Linked DNA regions of Homo sapiens: region 1 is linked to region 2. A link is a contact called in ENCODE Hi-C or POLR2A ChIA-PET data. All regions are on one chromosome and are shown on one strand. The core of a region is the stretch at or near the end of the contact, and the rest is flanking DNA. Distances in the headings are between cores, read along the strand shown.

Region 1 (7,419 bases), core at 2,696-5,195, 170 kb after region 2:
TCCCCACACCCTCACACACCCCACACCCCACACACCCCCACACATCCACACACACCCTCACATCCCCACACACCCCCACACATCCACACACACCCCACACCCCACACACACCCTCACACCCTCACACATCCTCACACTCCCACACATCCACACACACCCTCACATCCCCACACATCCACACACACCCCACACACCCACACACACCCTCACATCCCCACACCCTCACATATCCTCACACTCCCACACATCCCCACACATCCCCACACCCCACATCCACACACATCCACACACATCCTCACACACATACACACACCCTCACACACCACACACCCACTCCCTCACACACCCTCACACACCCCACACATCCACACACCCTCACACTCTCACACCTTCACACATCCACACACACCCCACACCCCACACGTGCACACACACCCTCACATCCCCACACATCCACACACACCCCACACCCCACACACCCCACACATCCTCACATCCACACACACCCCACACACCAAACACACCCTCACACATCCTCACACTCCCACACATCCACACACACCCCACACCCCACACATCCACACACACCCTCACATCCACACACATGCACACACACCCCACACATCCCACACATCCACACACACCCTCACACCCTCACACTCCCTCACACCCCCACACTCTCACACCCCCCCACTCTCACACCCTCACTCACACACTCTCACACACCCTCACACCCTCACAGTCTGAAAACTTCACACACCCTCACACCCTCACACACCCACACACCCTCACACACCGTCACACACTCCACACATACCCTCACACACTCTCTCACACACACCCTTACACCCTCACTCTCACACACCCACACACTCTCACACACCCTCACACATACACACCCTTGACAGCTTGCCTGCAGTCTGTCAGAGGGGTCCCTCAGAGGGCCACCACGCCCTGCGGATCAGGTGCCCAGAATCCACCATCCAGCGGCTCTGGGCCTTTCCCCTCTCAGCTCATGACCTTTGGGTACCACGGCTCAGGGGTACCCCTGTGCTCCCCAGCTGCCAATCCCTGCATCTCCTTGGGCCCCTGCTGACCTCTCCAGTGGCCTCAGGGTGACGTCCTGGCCAGGCCCTGTCCCTCTGCAGCCACCTCTGCCCACTGCCCCACCACCTGCCCAGGGCTCCCCCAGGCTCCCACACCAGCCGTGGGGGTCTCTCAGGCAGGCCGGCCAGGTGGCACCACGGCTCCCCCAAGGGCAGCAGGTCAGGCGTGAGCATTGCCGTCTCCCATCCCCTCCTGCTGAGCCCCCACAGGAGCCTGGCAGCCCGATCCTGTCGCCATAGTGAGGGCAGCTCCTGGCCCACCAGGCCCAGTCCACACCAGCCGGCCGCAGGCAGCGTGTCTGGGAGACACCCCAGGCCGCCCACCGCCCAGCAGGGGACAAGCCAGCCCCCAGACCCGTGCCCTGCACAGGGGGACGGGGCTCAGACCCAGGCTGCCCTTGACAGCAGGAGCTGTGGTGGGCCCACGGTGGGGACCACTGGGGACAGGCCTGGGGGCACACAATGCTCCTGAGGGGCCTCAGGCTGCGTCCTGGGTTGGGGCACTGTTCTGTGAGTAGGTGACATGTCACCTTGAAAGGGCTTCTATTTCACTAAGAGAAAAGGTGGAGGCTTTCCTGGGGGAGGGCGGTGCGGTGTTGTGTGGGACAGTGAGAGAGGGACCACCAGCACAGACAAAGGAGAGGAAAGTGCAGGGGGGGTGGGGGCTGCAGGGACAGAGGCTTGGGGAGGCGCTGGAACCGCAGGGCGCGGGCCTGGGGGGCCCACACGCCACCTCGAGGGACCGCACCTGGGGACCACAGACGCAGGCCCACTCGGGCTCTGGAGGGCCCTCCTGGGGCTGCCTGGCCACGCTCTCTCTCTCCTGGTCCCAGATCCCCTCCACGGCCCCTCCCCACCCGTCCATCCAGAGGTTGCCCAGGGCTGGTCAGAAGGGGTCACATGACACCCCCAGGACCGGCTGGAAGTGGAGGGATCGTGGTCCCGCAATTCAACTCCCACCCGGCACTCCCCACTCAACATCACTTAGGACAGTTATATTGTTTCGGGTTTTTTTTTTCTTCTGTATTAAAAGCATTAACTTCCAATACTGCTTTTATAAAACACACATGCACTGTGGTGAGGACGTTTTGTTAAAATGAAAGGGACAAGCCGGGGCTGGACGGGGAAGCCCCCTGGTGGGGGGACACGGGAGGGGCACCCTGCACTCACAGAAAAGCCCCTCCATTCTTTGCACGTTTCAAATGTTGTATTTTCAAATATAATTAAGCGACGTGGGAGGAAGGGCACCGCGTGCTAGGCAGGAGCAGCCCCCTCCTGGGAGGGAGATGGCAGACAGGGGACAGGGTGGGGGACAGGGTGGGGGACAGGGTGGGGGACAGTGACCAGGTGAGGAAAGATGCGGGTCAGGGACTGGGGGTGCAAATGGGGAGGTGGTGGGAGACGAAGCCCCTCCAAACCTGACGCCCCGCCGCTTCCCGAGCCCGGGGTTCAGGGCTTCCTGTTTTCCTGTGTGATTATGAGCTCCTGCTCCTGCCCTCGCCCCACGCGCGAGTCTCCCCTGGAAGGATGTGCAAGCTTTTCACAAGCACCACAGACTCTTACAACCCGGGACCACCTGGGACCCCAGGCGGTCAGGACCAGGGCCACCCCACACGGCAGGCACCAGCGCTCCTGACCTGGGCTGCAGAACAGCCTGTGGTCAGGCAGGGGCTCCCACTGGCCCCTGTCCTCGGCAGGCCCTTCCCCAGGAGCAGCGTCCGGGAGCTCAAGACAGGCTTGGGGGCTGCCCGTCCACCTGGGGAGGATCTTTGCAGGGCCCTTTCTTTCTCACTAAACAGCTTGCCTGTAGAAAGGAGAATTCGAAGGGATTTAAATCCAGTATTTTTACTGGTTTTCCCCGGGGCTAGCCAGGGTGTCTGCCCCACCTGCTGGTGGAAACGAAGTTCCCACTCTGGCCTTCTCCGTTAGGGCTTTATTTCATGGAGGTTGCATATGCCCGCCTCCCTGCAATGCGATGGTGAGGCCAGGGACTGGGGATGGGGCAAGGCCTGGAAGGGTGTGACTGTCTGTGAGGTGGGGATGGGCCTGCAGAGGGACGTCCGGGAATACACGGAGGCGTCTCGCACCGACACCGGGGTTCACTGTGACGGGAGGGGCTAGAGACCATCTGAGTGGGCTGGAATGGGGGTTGTCGCACACCCCTCGGGGGTGGATGTGGGTGCCCAGCAAGAGAAGCAGACCCGGCCCCACAGGAGGCTGCAGATGGAAGCTTCAGAGGCGGCTCCGGGGCTGCCACAAACCCCGCCCCTCCACGTGCCTCCCTGTCCCGGGAGCCGCCCCTCTGACCCCCAGGCCCTTCCCCGGACGTCCCAGCTGCTCCACAGCCCAGGCTTCTCCCCTCCTGCCCCCATGGAACCCCCACCCTGGGCTGTCTGGGCCTGCCTAGCCGGCCGTGTGGGGTCCCCCAGGCCCGTGGCCCAAGCACCCATCTCCGTGTCCAGCGCCCAGCGCACTCGGACGTTTCACACGCGGGCCTCTGGGGAGGACCCCCAGGCACCGCCAGCCCAACCCCGGCGGCCGGAAACTGGACCCGCTGCGGCAGCCGCTGAGGCTCTGCTGCCCCCGTGTGGCCGACAGCAGCATCGAACGCCGCCGACCACGCGGCGCTTCCCGGGCTCGGGGCAGGGGCAGGGGCAGGGGCACGGGCAGGGGCAGGGGCAGGGGCAGGGGCAGGGGCAGGGCCAGGGCCAGGGGCAGGGCCAGGCGTGCTCTCGGGGCCGGATCCCGGCTCTGCCTTGGGCTCAGGGCTGGGGCCCGGTCCGTGTCCAGCACTGTGATCCCCTCCCCTCCCCAGCGCCTGCCGCGGAGGTGGCTGTGGCATCCGCGAACAGGCATCAGCTTGTGGGGCTCTGTGGTCTGGGATCCCAGCCTCTGCCAAAGTCCTGCATTCCCTGGGTGTGGGGACGCTGTGACCTGGGGACGCTGTGGCCTGGGGGCCTTGCAAGGCTGCACCTGGGGCAGATGGGGAAGCTGGCCTGGGCTCCTCGGTGGGGCCCCGCGCCCCCCACTTCTGCCGGCAGCATCCGATGCTCCCTGACCCTGGTCAGGACCCTTCCTCCTGGCGTGGCCCAGTGTCCCCGCGGAAGCCCCAGAACGCGGCCTGCCCGGGAGCCGGCTCGGGCCTGGGGCCTGCGGGTCTTCACTATGGTCGCGAATGGACCCACGGGATGCTGCATGAGGCGCACGAGCTTGAGGCACCAGCCTCCGGCCACTGTCCCTGGAGGACAAGGGACGCGGCTCCGGAGCAGAGGGTCCTCCCCTGGGGATGCCCTCCCGGCGGCTGGGTGTGGGGCTGGGGGCTGTGCCCGGAAGTGGGTGGGTGGGAGAAGCCCTCCTGAGCACAGAGGACAGCAGCCAGGCCCAGGCCCAGGCCCTGCAGGCCCCCAGGGGCTCCAGAGCCCCAGAGAGGAGGAAGGCCTCCGTGTGCTCAGAATCAGCTCACACCCCGGGGACGAACCTCAGAGGGCCGGGACAAGGAAAGGAAGGCCCCGGCCCAACATCGGGGTCTGGGCGCTGGTGGGACAGGGCAGGCTCAGCCTTGGGGCCGGTCAGGGCCCTGTTGGGGTTCGGGTCCCCCTGCCAGGTCCGCGTCTGCAGCCACAGCCCCTCAACCCCAGCAGGGACCCCAGAGACCGGCTCGGGACCCCCTGGTGGCCGTCTTGTGCCACTGCAGTTCTGCTGCTGAGAGGTTCCCGGGGTTCCCGGGGTTCCCGGGGTCCCTGGCCCGGCAGCCTCCTGGGCTCCCAGGCAGGCGCGCTCTGCCGTCCGCTCATGCGGGGACAGCGGACCTCAGAGGCAAGCCTAAAAGACGCGCCCAGATCAGGATCCCAGGAACCCAGCTCACATACAAATCAGAAAAGCCCTAAAGAAGCAGAAACAAGAATCAGTGAAACAAGAAACTATAGAATAAGAACCCAAACAAAAGCAAAATGTCGGCGTTATCAGACATAGAATATGCAATGTGTGCTTCAGAGGGTTTTTTTGTTTGTTTTGTTTTGAGATGGAGTCTCGCTCTGTCGCCCAGGCTGGAGTACAGTGGTGCGATCTCGGCTCACTGCAACCTCCGCCTCCCGAGTTCAAGCGATTCTCCTGCCTCAGCCTCCTGAATAGCTGGGACTACAGGTGCCCGCCACCACGCCCGACTAATTTTTTTGGATTTTTAGTAGACACGGGGTTTCACCGTGTTAGCCAGGATGGTCTCGATCTCCTGACCTCATGATCTTCCTGCCTCAGCCTCCCAAAGTACTGGGATTACAGCGTGGCCACCACGCTCGGCCAAGAGATTTTTTAAACTTACTTACAGAAGCTATTCAAATATTACTGCAAAATGGGAAATTACTGCACATTGCATTTTGAAATGACCTGAGAGTTTTACGAAGAACTTCTAGAATTGAAAACCGTAATAGATGAGGCTAAAATAAGAATGGATGGGACAGGCAGCGCAGAGGACACGCAGGAGCGGGAGCTGGTAACACCGAAGAAAGAGCAGGAGACGCCACCCAGCCCGAGCGCAGCCCCGCGGAGGCTGGACGGAGGCTCCCACAAGGGCTTCTTCTGCCCAAAGGAGAAACAGAGTCGGGGGAGGCAGTGGCTGGGAATTTTCCAAAATCGCTGAATAACAGGACGCGTCAGGATCAAGGCCAAGTCCCAAGCAGGATAAATAAAAGCAAACTCCACGTCCACACCTTGACGCTTGCCGATGGAGCTGCCAACACCAGAGGCAAAGAGACTTTAGAAGCATCCAAAAGGAGGCCGGGCGTGGTGGCTCACATCTGTAATCCCAGCACTTTTCGAGGCAGAGGTGGGTGGGTCACCTGAGGTCAGGAGTTGGAGAGACCAGCCAGGCCAACATGGTGAAACCCGGTCTCTATTAAAAACACAAAAATTAGCTGGACGTGGTGGCGGGTGTCTGTGGTCCCAGCTACTCGGGAGGCTGAGGCAGGAGAATCGCTTGAGCCCGGGAGGCGGAGGTTGCAGTGAGCTGCCATCGCGCCACTACCCTCCAGCCTGGGAGACAGAGTGAGACTCTATCAAAAAAAAAAAAAAAATCCGTCAGGGCCGGCCCAGGCAGGTGCACTCGCGCGGCCACAGACTCCAGAGCCGGACTCGGGAGCCCCCCGGCGGCCGTCCCGTGCCACTGCACGTTCTCATAGACAGGAGAGTCTCAAGAACCCTGGAGCAAACAAGACGCCTGGAGCAGCCTCCCAGCATCTACTCACCTCTGCCGGCCGTTTACACCCGAAAGCCACCCCTCAAGACCAGGACAACGGTGACACTTTCATACAAAGGGCACAGGCACTTAACTCCGCACGCTGGCTGCTGGCGCCTCCTAAGAGTGTGTTTAGAAATGTTAAAGAAAAAATTATTCCATGATAGTTGTTCAATGCGGAGGCAGGTGTGATTCAGGACCACCGCCGCAGGAGCAGGGACCACGGCCATGCGGGAGAGAGATGGGGCTCAGTTCTTAACACAGCATGGGCTGGCGGGGATTGACAGCCAGGGAGCTGGGTAAACTCGGAGGACGGACATTCCCAAGAGGAAATATTGGGGGGAAGGAGGGTTCTGGCTAAATTAGCCCAGGAAGATTTTTGCTGAAGACAGACCAGGGTGATCAGACCTGGGAGATGGTGGAAGATGAGGAACTCAGGATCAAGGGTGATCAAATGTCAAGAGTGGGTCTTTAACCTGATTTAGGGGGGTTCTTTTTTTTTCTTTTTTTTTTTTTTTTTGAGACGTAGTCTCACTCTGTCACCAGGCAGTGGCACGTGTCATCGTGCAGTGGCACGATCTTGGCTCACTGCAACCTCTGCCTCCTGGGTTCAAGCAATTCTCCTGCCTCAGCCTCCCGAGTAGCTGGGATTATAGGCGCGTGCCACCACACCCAGCTAATTTTCGTATTTTTAGTAGAGACAGGGTTTCACCATGTTGGCCAGGCTGGTCTGGAACTCCTGACCTCAGATGATCAGCCCACCTCAGCCTCCCAGAGTGCTGGGATTACAGGCATGAGCCACCGCTCCGGGCCCCACCGGGTACTTTTTAAAGCCTTTTTCTTACAAGGAAGTGCAGGCCGGCCTAGGAGAAGTTTCCAGAGCCCGACTGCAGTTTAGCCAAGCAGAGAATCTTTGTCAGTCCACACTGTTTAAGGAAAGAGGAGACATTCTCGTTTCCCTCCAACAATATAAGTCCATTTTCTTGTTGGGTGGCCTTTCGTTCATTAAGAACCAGCTGGATTTTCTGTTGGGACTGGATAGAAGAGGACATTTCGCCGCATGGTGCTAGCAGTTGGACATTC
Region 2 (6,911 bases), core at 2,773-5,272:
CGGGCCCAGCCACCGGGACAGAGAGGGAGCCGAAGGGGGCGGGAGTGGCGGGCACCGGGCTGACACGTGTCCCTCACTGCAGTGATTGCTGAGCTGCCTCCCAAAGTGAGCGTCTTCGTCCCACCCCGCGACGGCTTCTTCGGCAACCCCCGCAAGTCCAAGCTCATCTGCCAGGCCACGGGTTTCAGTCCCCGGCAGATTCAGGTGTCCTGGCTGCGCGAGGGGAAGCAGGTGGGGTCTGGCGTCACCACGGACCAGGTGCAGGCTGAGGCCAAAGAGTCTGGGCCCACGACCTACAAGGTGACCAGCACACTGACCATCAAAGAGAGCGACTGGCTCGGCCAGAGCATGTTCACCTGCCGCGTGGATCACAGGGGCCTGACCTTCCAGCAGAATGCGTCCTCCATGTGTGTCCCCGGTGAGTGACCTGTCCCCAGGGGCAGCACCCACCGACACACAGGGGTCCACTCGGGTCTGGCATTCGCCACCCCGGATGCAGCCATCTACTCCCTGAGCCTTGGCTTCCCAGAGCGGCCAAGGGCAGGGGCTCGGGCGGCAGGACCCCTGGGCTCGGCAGAGGCAGTTGCTACTCTTTGGGTGGGAACCATGCCTCCGCCCACATCCACACCTGCCCCACCTCTGACTCCCTTCTCTTGACTCCAGATCAAGACACAGCCATCCGGGTCTTCGCCATCCCCCCATCCTTTGCCAGCATCTTCCTCACCAAGTCCACCAAGTTGACCTGCCTGGTCACAGACCTGACCACCTATGACAGCGTGACCATCTCCTGGACCCGCCAGAATGGCGAAGCTGTGAAAACCCACACCAACATCTCCGAGAGCCACCCCAATGCCACTTTCAGCGCCGTGGGTGAGGCCAGCATCTGCGAGGATGACTGGAATTCCGGGGAGAGGTTCACGTGCACCGTGACCCACACAGACCTGCCCTCGCCACTGAAGCAGACCATCTCCCGGCCCAAGGGTAGGCCCCACTCTTGCCCCTCTTCCTGCACTCCCTGGGACCTCCCTTGGCCTCTGGGGCATGGTGGAAAGCACCCCTCACTCCCCCGTTGTCTGGGCAACTGGGGAAAAGGGGACTCAACCCCAGCCCACAGGCTGGTCCCCCCACTGCCCCGCCCTCACCACCATCTCTGTTCACAGGGGTGGCCCTGCACAGGCCCGATGTCTACTTGCTGCCACCAGCCCGGGAGCAGCTGAACCTGCGGGAGTCGGCCACCATCACGTGCCTGGTGACGGGCTTCTCTCCCGCGGACGTCTTCGTGCAGTGGATGCAGAGGGGGCAGCCCTTGTCCCCGGAGAAGTATGTGACCAGCGCCCCAATGCCTGAGCCCCAGGCCCCAGGCCGGTACTTCGCCCACAGCATCCTGACCGTGTCCGAAGAGGAATGGAACACGGGGGAGACCTACACCTGCGTGGTGGCCCATGAGGCCCTGCCCAACAGGGTCACCGAGAGGACCGTGGACAAGTCCACCGGTAAACCCACCCTGTACAACGTGTCCCTGGTCATGTCCGACACAGCTGGCACCTGCTACTGACCCTGCTGGCCTGCCCACAGGCTCGGGGCGGCTGGCCGCTCTGTGTGTGCATGCAAACTAACCGTGTCAACGGGGTGAGATGTTGCATCTTATAAAATTAGAAATAAAAAGATCCATTCAAAAGATACTGGTCCTGAGTGCACGATGCTCTGGCCTACTGGGGCGGCGGCTGTGCTGCACCCACCCTGCGCCTCCCCTGCAGAACACCTTCCTCCACAGCCCCCACCCCTGCCTCACCCACCTGCGTGCCTCAGTGGCTTCTAGAAACCCCTGAATTCCCTGCAGCTGCTCACAGCAGGCTGACCTCAGACTTGCCATTCCTCCTACTGCTTCCAGAAAGAAAGCTGAAAGCAAGGCCACACGTATACAGGCAGCACACAGGCATGTGTGGATACACATGGACAGACACGGACACACACAAACACATGGACACACAGAGACGTGCTAACCCATGGGCACACACATACACAGACATGGACCCACACACAAACATATGTGGACACACATGTACAAACATGCACAGGCACACAAAGAGAACACTGACTACAGGCACACACACACACGGGCACACACATGGATATGTGCACACATGGACACATACATGTGCAGGACATGCACACACACAGACACACTAGCACAGAGGCATACACACACAGACACACACATTCACAAACACACATGTGCATGCAAACACACACACATGTACAGACACAAGTACATGGACACATGCACACCCAGAGACACACTGACACAGACACACAGGAGCATGTGATACACTAACACGTGGACACACACGTCTACCCACAGGCACACAACAGATGGACACGCGTACACAGACATGCACACACCCACAGGCACAACACGTGCGCATGCCGGCCGGCCCCCGCCAACATTCTCCCAGGGCCCTGCCGGATACTCTGTCCCTGCAGCAGTTTGCTCCCTGCGCTGTGCTGGCACCGGGGCTTTGGGCCCAGGCTCTGCTTGTCCTTCTGTCTCTGCTTGGAGGTGCTGCCATGGCACCCAGCTTGTGCTCTGCCTGGGGAGCGGAGGCCCCAGGGATAGCATGTGACCCCTGCTGAGGCCAGGCTCCTGATGAAGGCAGCAGATAGCCCCCACACCCACCGGTGAGCAGAACCAGAGCCTGTGCCATGTGCTGAGAGCAGGCAGTGACTAAGCATATGGGCCCAGAGGGCAGAGTGGCTGCCCTGGGCAGCTGCTCCTCTTAGCAGGAGGCCTCAGGAGATGAGCTAGAGCAAGTCTGCCCCTGCAAATACCACCTGCTCCCCAACCCACAGCAGGGAGCAGGCGAGGTCAGACAGCAGCAGCCCGGGAAGGACCGAGCCCCAGCAGGGAAGGCAGGGCCCGAGTGAGGTCTCCACACCCAACGCACAGTGCTGTCTCTAACTGGGGCCACCTCCGAGTCCCCGCCACACTCTTGGCCCTTTGGAGTCCTGGGCTCCAGGTGTCTCCCAAGGGCCCATCTGTGCAGGGGATGCAACCCCCCGAATGTCCTCATCCCACTGTGGAGCTCAGGTCTCTGTCTGCTCCCTGGGTCCTGGCAGGGTAGGACAAGTCCGCCAGGATGTCCCCATGCAGACTCTGCTCCAAGAGGGAGCTGGAGAGTCAGGGCCTTGGTGAGGGAGTCAGGATCGGGTTCCCCCCAGCTCAGTCCTCCCACCTGCCAGCCCCCACAGCACAGGGCAGGGCCACACCCCCTGCTTCCCCCTCCAGGAGAGTCAGGACATGCTGGCCGCTGCTCCGCTGGGGCCCCGCCCTCCAGCCCCCACCTTGGTCTGTGTGCTGCATCCCCCACGCTCTCTCTGCCACCCCAGGACTCTGAGGAAAAGACCTCAGAGTCCCAGCCCTGCCCAGTCTCGGCCTGTGCCCCCGCTGCATCAGGCTTTCAGGGGCCCAGCCCATGCCCTGGGCAGTGCCCGAGCCCCCCTGCACTTGCTCTCCCCACCCCTGGGTGCAGCACAGCCTAGGGGCCAAGGGTGGGCCTAGAGGATGGGCCCCGGGGGGGCTTTGCTGGGTGCCACCCCAGCCTGACCCTATTCCCCCGTGCTGTGTCTCCTGCAGAGGGGGAGGTGAGCGCCGACGAGGAGGGCTTTGAGAACCTGTGGGCCACCGCCTCCACCTTCATCGTCCTCTTCCTCCTGAGCCTCTTCTACAGTACCACCGTCACCTTGTTCAAGGTAGCACGGCTGTGGCACAGGGAGGAGGGTGCAGGGCGAGTGTGGGGCCCAGGGAGCAGCCTGGGCTGGACGTCTAGCCCGGAGGCCCCCACACCACCCCACTGGGTCATCTCTGCCCCGGCTCCCTTCCCGACCACGGGGAAAGCATTTCACACTGTCTCTGTTGCCTGTAGGTGAAATGATCCCAACAGAAGAACATCGGAGACCAGAGAGAGGAACTCAAAGGGGCGCTGCCTCCGGGTCTGGGGTCCTGGCCTGCGTGGCCTGTTGGCACGTGTTTCTCTTCCCCGCCCGGCCTCCAGTTGTGTGCTCTCACACAGGCTTCCTTCTCGACCGGCAGGGGCTGGCTGGCTTGCAGGCCACGAGGTGGGCTCTACCCCACACTGCTTTGCTGTGTATACGCTTGTTGCCCTGAAATAAATATGCACATTTTATCCATGAAACTGCTTTCTGGTGAGGGTTTTTGTTTCTTTTTCAAAACTTTCCTGCTACATGGGCATCTCAAGGGGGACCCCAGTTCCAAAGGGAGCTGTGGAAAAGAGCGCTGGGTCAGCCAGCGCAGGGGGTTTCGAGGAAAGCCACGTGCCCAGGAAAGGGGCCGCAGAAGCAGGTGGGCCAGACTCAGACTCGGGGCATGCCCAGCCTGATGGAAGGAAGGGGACTGAGCAGGAGAGGGTTCCAGGCCTGGTCCTCCAAGCACAGCCTGAATTGAGAGACTGGGGCTCAGGCCTCGGGGGCCTCTGTGTGTGCTCCACATGCCTACAACTGCCCGGGTCACCTTGCCACCCTTCCCAGCAAGCCCAGACAGTTCTTGGCCTTGCCCCAAACCTTCATGATGTGTGGTGCACGCCACCGGGATCCAGGAGGTGCAGGCTGAGCCCTCGAGAGCATGTGGGCCTCACCGGGATCCAGGAGGTGCAGGCTGAGCCCTCGAGAGCATGTGGGCCTGTCTGCACAGTGTGGGGGCCTTGCACTCCACAGGAGCACAGGGGTGGGGTAGCAGTCGCGCCCGTGGCAGGGGAGTGGAAGTTGGAGCAAAAGTTTCAGGTGAACGAGTGTCTTAGTCTAATTGGGCAGCTATCACAAAACACTATCGGCTGCAAAGCTTGAGCAACAGACATTTGCCTCCCACAGCGCTGGAGGCTGAAAGTCTAAGATCAAGGCGCCGGCAACTTCAACGTCTGGCGAGGGCCAATTCCCAGCTCAGAGACGCGCCTCCTCACTGCATCCTCGCGCAGCCGAAGATGGTGAAGGAGCTCTCAGGGTCTCTGTCATACAGGCACTAAGCCCGTCACGAGGGTCTCTCTCATACAGGCACTAAGCCCGTCACGAGGGTCTCTCTCATACAGGCACTAAGCCCGTCACGAGGGTCTCTCTCATACAGGCACTAAGCCCGTCACGAGGGTCTCTCTCATACAGGCACTAAGCCCGTCACGAGGGTCTCTCTCATACAGGCACTAAGCCCGTCACGAGGGTCTCTCTCATACAGGCACTAAGCCCGTCACGAGGGTCTCTCTCATACAGGCACTAAGCCCGTCACGAGGGTCTCTCTCATACAGGCACTAAGCCCGTCACGAGGGTCTCTCTCATACAGGCACTAAGCCCGTCACGAGGTCCTCATCATTGCCCAGATGCTAGGGCTCCCAGTGCCATCCCCTTGTGGATGAGGATGGGGGGCGTGACCATGTCGTCCTTAGAAGCCGTTAGGGAATGCATAGTGGGGAGGACAAGTCTCTGCCATCACCCTGAAGATGGGCAGGTGGTGGCCAGGCTTGGGGCAGTGCCGAAAAATGACTCCCCAGGTAGGTGGGAGCAGGATCAAAGAGCAGGGGATTTTTTCAGAGATGGCAGCCAAGCCAAAGTTGGGGGCTCATGCCAGGAGGCTCACTTGGCCATGGTGCAGTCACCCAGGGGTGACCCACAGTCCATGGCAAAGTCAAGGACAGCAGTGGCTGTGAGACCAGGGTGGAGGCAGGTGGCTGGGGGGAGAGGACCAGGCTGGAAGGACTGGGCAGACCCCAAGGCCATAGAAGTGTCCTAGAGGAAGCATCCAGGATGGCGTCTTGGGAGGGCTCATAAGCTGGGGGCCCAGAAGGAGGACATTTCAGGTTCTGAGGAGCAGCCTGGCACTTGCTCTGAGCCAGCTGTCATGGGTATCTGGGGGCTGCTGGGTACAAGTTGTGTCCCTCCCACTAAATGTGCTCTCCACATGGACCCGGCCCGCCCTTCTGTCCCTGCTGGATCCCTGAGCTGGCACCAGCCCTGCCCTCAGAGACAATGTCCAGGAGACAGGTGGAGGTGCACGTGTGGGTCCCTGGGGAAATCCATCCTCCAACCGTGGGCTCCGAGTCGCCTCCCAGCCTCTCGCTCCAGCTTCACCCCATGTAGCTCATCACAGGCTCAACCTCCCAGCCTGGGGGAGGATGGAGTGAGGAGCCCCACACTGCCCAGGGCACACCCAGGGGGCTGGGGAGTCTGCACTGGGCTGGGGCAGGGAGGCCTCGTGCAGCCTGTGGGGCTGGCAGCTCAGGACAACACTCGTATCCGTTAACTGTGGCCCTGGCAACACTGCACCCCAGACTGCGTGGCTTAAACAACAGACGTTTATTCCGTCCTGGTTCTGGAGGCCGGGCATCTGGGATGGAGGCCTTGGCGGGGCTGGCTCCTCTGTGTCACGGGAGACTCTGTTCCAGGCTCTCTCCCTGCTGCTGGGCTTTGCCGGCCGTCTCTGGTGCTCTTGGCTTATGGAAGCAGCACCATCTTCACAGGGCGTTCTCCACACGTGCTGTCTGTGCCCAGATTCCCCCTTTTCATGAGGACAGCAGTCATATTGGATCAGAGGCTTGCCCTACTCCAGGGTGACCTCATCTGAACTTGATTGCAGCTGCAAAGACTGTTTCCAGACAAGGTCACATTCTGTGGTCCTGGGGGTTAGGACTTCGACACATTAATTTACAGGGGACACATTTTAACCCATGACAGTTTGCCCTCCGTTCCCCCCATAATCATGTCCTTCTCACAGGCAAAATCCCTGCATCCCATAGCAACATCTCCAGAACGGCTGACCCCTTCCAGCACCAACTCTTAGTCCACAATCTCAGCGAAATATCACCTGCATCAAGTGTGGGAGAAACCCAGGGTGAGATTCATTCTGGGTGAAA

What was found. Hi-C counts contacts between places; a loop is a spot of excess contacts on that map. ChIA-PET counts read pairs that join two places held with the same protein, here RNA polymerase II (POLR2A). Pooled maps may share reads with other maps.
Region 1: a map of B cell shows a loop between it and region 2 (5-fold over the local background). The contact joins two enhancer-like sites. A Hi-C loop is called at or near these places in 1 of 168 maps with a recorded cell type or tissue (B cell), 9 of 37 single-sample maps with no recorded cell type and 3 of 50 pooled maps. POLR2A ChIA-PET finds 5 or more read pairs at or near these places in 2 of 52 experiments (B cell and activated B cell).

The regions. Positions count from the first base shown.
Region 1 is chr14:105,676,562-105,683,980 of GRCh38, reverse strand. It overlaps IGH. Among named protein-coding and RNA genes, the nearest start is that of MIR8071-2, 40 kb to the right of the region's middle. Within about 2 kb of position 3,945, at least 3 of the 41 ENCODE cell types and tissues checked have a DNase peak (open chromatin) inside an H3K27ac peak, as active enhancers do; they include B cell, where a contact is called at or near this core.
Region 2 is chr14:105,848,987-105,855,897 of GRCh38, reverse strand. It overlaps IGH and IGHM. Among named protein-coding and RNA genes, the nearest start is that of MIR4539, 5.1 kb to the left of the region's middle. Within about 2 kb of position 4,022, at least 3 of the 41 ENCODE cell types and tissues checked have a DNase peak (open chromatin) inside an H3K27ac peak, as active enhancers do; they include B cell, where a contact is called at or near this core.